2 separate regions of the Mus musculus genome follow, and region 2 is linked to region 1. The links are chromatin loops, found by intact Hi-C in ENCODE. Cell type or tissue: heart. All regions are shown on one strand. Links, peaks and the distances in the headings refer to the core of each region. The heading gives the core; the rest is flanking DNA.

Evidence for each region. Hi-C counts contacts between places; a loop is a spot of excess contacts. Peaks named below come from ENCODE experiments on the same cell type or tissue, not always from the same donor. Only the 100,000 strongest peaks of a DNase experiment are listed, where the experiment ranks them.
Region 2: it touches region 1 in a loop (4-fold over the local background); 8 of 42 quality-filtered maps call a loop at or near these places.

Annotation. Positions count from the first base shown.
Region 1 is chr15:34,427,743-34,430,660 of GRCm38, reverse strand. It overlaps Matn2 (matrilin 2), which reads right to left. Exons shown (of 19, transcript NM_001358780.1): 14 at 1,814-2,227. Among named protein-coding and RNA genes, the nearest start is that of Rpl30, 14 kb to the left of the region's middle. In heart, for the core only: a CTCF peak has its summit at 1,671 (motif pointing right); a DNase peak (open chromatin) is centred at 1,840.
Region 2 is chr15:34,020,577-34,023,494 of GRCm38, reverse strand. It overlaps Gm41290 (a long non-coding RNA gene), which reads left to right. Exons shown (of 3, transcript XR_875114.2): 3 at 753-1,335. Among named protein-coding and RNA genes, the nearest start is that of Gm41290, 16 kb to the left of the region's middle. In heart, for the core only: a CTCF peak has its summit at 1,305 (motif pointing right); no DNase peak of the experiment used is centred there.

The DNA of each region.
Region 1 (2,918 bases), core at 219-2,718:
CCAGTCAGGATAAAGAAGAAACTTAAAATATCTTCCTGAAATTTCAAAGGAGCATTCCCAAGAGGGAAACTGCTTGTTCAAGGTCATATTTAGTTTCGCCCAGAGAAACTGAATTCATTAAGAGGATGTCATTTTGGATAAGCCTGGCTGATTCAAGAACTAAATAATCTGCTTTTACTAGCTGTCGTTGGGCAATTTGAAGCAATTTGAATGTGGAAATGTAAGGTGGGTTAGTTTCAATGAATCTAATAAAAGGACAATTACTGTTTTGGGAGGAAAAGACTCTTGCCTAGTACTTTTTAAGAATGCAGTCTACCAGGGCTTATGGGTTATACTTGAGCTCTAGCAAGCTAGTCTAGAGTGAACAACCGGTTTTATAAACTACTAAGATCAGGCGATCCTGGGGATAGACAACTCTAAAGGCTCCCTCACTCTTGGTCAGGGAAAGACTGAACACTGAGGTAAGAAAAGCCTATAAAATGGACTCTTTCATTAAAAAAAAATGGTTTGGAAACCATCAGCAATTTTGTGAGGGAGGATGGAGTTTGCTAATAGATCCAAGAGTACTCCTGTTTTTTATAGACTGAGCAACTGTCAGTCATCTACATCTGGGCCCATTTAGGCACAGATTCTAGAGAATCTCCCATGGGACTGCGTGCATTCTTCTTCTTAGCAATGCGCCTTCAGTACTTGAAGGAGGTTGGCTTGGAAGCAGGCTGCTTTACGACCTTGAGTCTTCTCATCGCACCAGATGAAATCCATATATAATCATCATGAACTAGCTCCAACACCCATCCTGGCTTTTGGCCTCTCATGAATCAAAGGCCACACTCTTCCACATCTATGCAAATAAAGTCATCCTTCAAACCCTCCCTGTAGAATACACAAAGTCAGGAAAACCCCAGAGAAAGAGTTGAGCTTTGCGGAGCAATAGGAACTTGGACCCATTCAACTTTGTTCTTTTCAAAAGCCAGGTTTCTGCCAACATAGGTCTCTATCCAAAGACTTCATGACTTCAGAATATTCACTTAAAGACTTGATCAAAAATCTATTCATGCTTGTAGTTCAAGTACTAGGGAGGCTGAGGCAATGAGTTTGAAGCTGTTCTGTGCTACATCGAGTGTTTCAGGTCAGCCTGAACTGGAAAGAGAATCTTTCCTCTTTGTTTCTTTGCTTCTCTCTCTCTTCCCCCACCCCATCCCCTTCTTCCCCCTTCCTCCCCAATCCCTCCCTCCCTCTTCCTCCTCTTCTCCATTTTTTTTTTAAAGTGTCTTGGTTCCGGGTGATGTTTTAGTGGTTAGGTGCTGCTCTTCCAGAAGATCTGGGTTCAATTCCCACACCCATATGGTAGATAAAAGCTGTCCCTAACTTCATTTCTAGGGGACCTCACACCCTCATAGAGACACACATGTAGGCAAAACACCAATGCATGTGAAAATAAAAATAAAAAAAGTTAAAAGTGTCAGTAAAGTTGCCACCAGAAATCCATCTTTAAAAAAATTCTTCAGGTGACTCTGGAGGAAACATACCAGGGCATTAAAACACTTGTATGTTGTAGTTAAATAACACTTGCTGAGGTGATTATCTCTACTGAACTTCACACACTAGGTGGTAAATCCGATTACCCAGGCTGTGAGGCCATTTTATTTAGTTATCACCAGGGTCCCATTATGGCCTGTAGGTGGCAGTATTGCCAAGGTGTATTTTTAATGGCTTAGCCAACAATTATTGGTTGCTCAATCATTAAGACCAGCTGTGAATCTAAAAGACCCAAACTTTGAGTAATATAAACCACACCTCCATCCCATTTTACCATTGGCCTTGGCTTTACTGGCCCACTCAGAGACATCATCCTGAGCCCGTCCGTCGGTGAACACGATGGCTACTCTGGGTACCTGCGTGGAGGGGGGCCTGGCCCCTTCTACTTGGGTAAAACTTCTCTCAAACATGTGTTTCAGGGCCAGCCCAGTCATAGAGCCTTTGCCCATGTATTTCATGTGGGTCACGGCTTTCTTCATTTCCTTGGCTGAGCTGAAGCCCCTCAGGGTAAACTCTGTTCGGACCTGTGTGGAATACTGCAGCAGCCCCACACGAGCAGCTTTGGGGGAAACTGCCAAGGAATCTATGATTCCAGTGACAAAGTGCTTCACAGTCTCAAAGTTCTCTTCTCCAAGGCTCTTGGATCCATCAATCACAAAGACCAGGTCAATTGGGCCTTCAGTGCATCCTATAGGAATGAAAGGAAAGGTCACATGGTTAAAAAGTTAGAGAACATGTGTATACAAAGGATAAAAAAGCATACTTCAGCAGGAGGCATAGGTGAACTTAGAGAGCCGGGTTTTTGTTCTTCAGCTAGTACACAGGATAGGCAGGTGGGGATATCACAATTACCATTTTCCCAGATACTCTTCTATTTGTGAGTTCCCAATTACTAACACCAGTAATTTCCCTAAATAAGCTACACAGTATACACACGTTGTAAAGGAAATCACACACTGATTACTGGCAGCAAGACCTTTACTGTGCACAGAGTACAGTAAAGGATTAGACCAGTGGTCCTCAACCTTCTTAATGACGTGACCCTTTAATACAGTTCCTCAGGTTGTGTTGACCCCCAACCATAAAACTATATTCAAAACTGTAATGTTGCTACTGCTATGATTATAAGGTTCTGTCAACCCTTACAGGAGTCATGACCCACAGGTTGAGAACCACTGGATTAGGCTAGACCTTGGCAGTTCCTTTTGCTTTATTGCTGGAGGCTCAGATACATGAGTGCTAATGTTTTGACTGACAGAAGAAGATATGCTTAGTTTCTCCTCAGCCATTTCCTCTTTCAAGAAGCTTACACAGTAACCCAGCTGTGTCAGCTACTCTCTGAATATCCTAACACATTAATTTATTCAACCAAAGTCAAT
Region 2 (2,918 bases), core at 123-2,622, 410 kb after region 1:
TGATAGAGATAACCACCACAGCAAGCAAGTGCCTCCCTTTCCTCATGCAAACTGTAGGAGACACTTCCATAGGGCATCTCCTTCCTGTGGCTTTCTATCTTTCTCCTCCTTGTCTCCTTTCTTCTCCCTTACCCCCTGCACCTTCCCATTTTATTCTGAGACCCTGGCCTCGGTTCCACCTCTACCCTTCTCCCTACTCACTCAGCATTTATGACACTGCTAAAAACCTCTTCCATGTCTCCTACATTTTTCAAGATCCTGTTTCCCTCTCTTGGTCTTACAAAAAATGTAATTCAATCCTATAAAAATGAGAAACCGGCCGGGCGTGGTGGCGCATGCCTTTAATCCCAGCACTTGGGAAGCAGAGGCAGGTGGATTTCTGAGTTTGAGGCCAGCCTGGTCTACAAAGCGAGTTCCAGGACAGCCAGGGCTACACAGAGAAACCCTGTACCAAAACCAAAACCAAAACCAAAACCAAAACCAAAACCAAAACCAAAACCAAAACCAAAACCAAAACCAACAACAAAAGAGAAAAAGCAAACCAAAACCACAACCACCACCATCACAACAATGCCATCATTCCCTCTGTAGTCTTTTATTCTCCCCTTCCCAGGACCACCAAAGGCAGGATGTGAGGCAGGAGGTTCTTCCCAGTCTTTTCATGGCTGTGCATCTTTCCCTCTCATAGGAAAGAATATCCTCCTCTGAGACCCTTGTGCTCAAGTATGTCCATCTCTCTACTTTCTCCTCAGGGTCAGCCTTTGTAAGTTGGACTTCATGGTTCAGTGAGGTCTTTAAGATGAATGGACAGATGCCGTTCTGACATCGTCTCTTCCTAGCTCTGGGATGTTACAAAAGACACAGTTATAAGCACCTTGTTTTCTTTGCATTCTGAGTCGAACCTTTCACCAGCTGGGGACTAAGCGTTCAAACATGGGAGCCGCTCCCATTGAAATCACCACTGACCAGAAGAGGACATCAGATTTTGTGGAACTGGAGCTATAATGGAACTGTCATGTGAATGACTGTTGGGGACTAAACTCTGATCGTGTGTAAGAGTTCAAAACTGCTGAATAGTCTCTCCAGCTCACGCATTTTGAGGCATCTGAGCTTTCAAAAAGCCACCTGTAAAGTCTTTGGAACTGAAGTGCTTCCCAGGCAATGCCTTTCTATGATACTATGTCTGTACTTTCTGGAATTGTAGCCACTAGCAACATGTGGCCTTTGAGTTCTCAGAATGTGGCTAGTTTATTTGATTAACTTTGGATTTGCATTTCCCCAGTGGCGCCTCACTTTGCCCGTTTCTCCCACCAGATGGCGCCCTCATTGAGGGAAAGAAATGGGTTTGCAACACCAGCAACCTGAATAAGCCAAAGGCGTGAAGGGATAGCATTGGCCCTCCTAATCACTGCACCCTGTCTTCTTCAGAGATTCAACTGCCTGAACGGGCTTTAACCCTCACGCCGGCAGCTGGAGCTGCAATCACTTGTTTCTAGAAATGATGGGCAGTGTAAAACAGACACAGCCACCACCACCACAAGACAGTCTGGGGCGGTGATGGTGCAGGTCTTTAATCCTCGCATCCGGGAATCTGAGGGCGGGGGATCTCTGTGAGTGTCAGGCCAACCTGGCCTACATAGAGAGTTCCAAGCCAGCCAGGGTTTCATAGTGAGACTGTCTCAAACAAACAAACAAACAAACAAACAAACAAAACAAAACAAACAAACAAAAAAACCTCAAATGTTACTTTGTATTCGAAGGCACGGGACAACGGTGGTAGCTGCTTGGAATAAAGAAATACACTTTTATTGTTTTTGGGACAATGGCATGCCTTTCATTTGTTCTACTTCTCCTGAAAGTTTTACTTAGATCATCTTTTAAGGTATCATCCATTTCTGGACTGGTGTTTGCTGTTTATTTTACAGACCCTTGTTCCCATGTGCTGGCTGTGATGTGGCCTCTCCCAGAAGCATTTGCATTTTATGCCTACACAGCCTCCCATTGTTAACCTTGCGAATCACTAGAAAAAAACAACTCCACTGTTTTGGGTCAAATCTAAAGCAAGAATTCCCCGTCTGAGAATGGCCTCAAGTCACGTGTTACAGGGAGCCTATAAGGAGAAACCTATTGGCCATCATACTTTCCCATGAGGTTTTGTTATTTCCCAAGATCTATAATTCCCAGCATTCCAGAGAGTTACCTAGTTCCTGGGCAGGTGGGACTTAGAGGTTTTTTTTTTTTTTTTTTCTTTTTATCACAAATACCATATGCATTTGGATGGAGTCTTGCCCTCTTCGAGTATTTCCCAGCAACCTTTAAAGACTTGATTTTGACTTGCTGGTTCATAAGATATATGCATTTCGTTTTGTGATCATTATTATTATTTTAAATATAGATAGGCCCAGTTTAAGAAGTTCTCCCAAACGTTTAAAAACTTGAACCTATAATTAGTGTATGTTCCTGCTATGATCTAGGCATTTATCCTATAACATTTAAAATAAGGCGTGTAATGAGTTGAGTAGAAATTATAATTTATTGTCCATCTTCACCCCCCTTTCCTTTCCTTTTTCTCTATTTTTCTTATTTTTTTTCTTTTTTTTTCTTTTTTTGCTGTTGTTTTTGAGATAGGGTTTTGCTGTGTAGCTCTGGTCAGCCTAGAACTTTCTATTAATACCAGGTTGGCCTGAACTTGTGATGACCTTTTGGCTTCTATGCCCAAATGCTGAGATAAGAAGTTTGGGCTATTACTGCTTCTTTGTTCTTTTGGAAAATATAAAAATATACAGGGAATTGATATCTAGCTCAGTTGGCAGAGTGATTCCTCAGCACATACAAAGCTTGAGTATGATTCTGTAGCATTGCATAAGCTGTGGACAGTAGCAGATGTCACACACACACACACACACACACACACACAC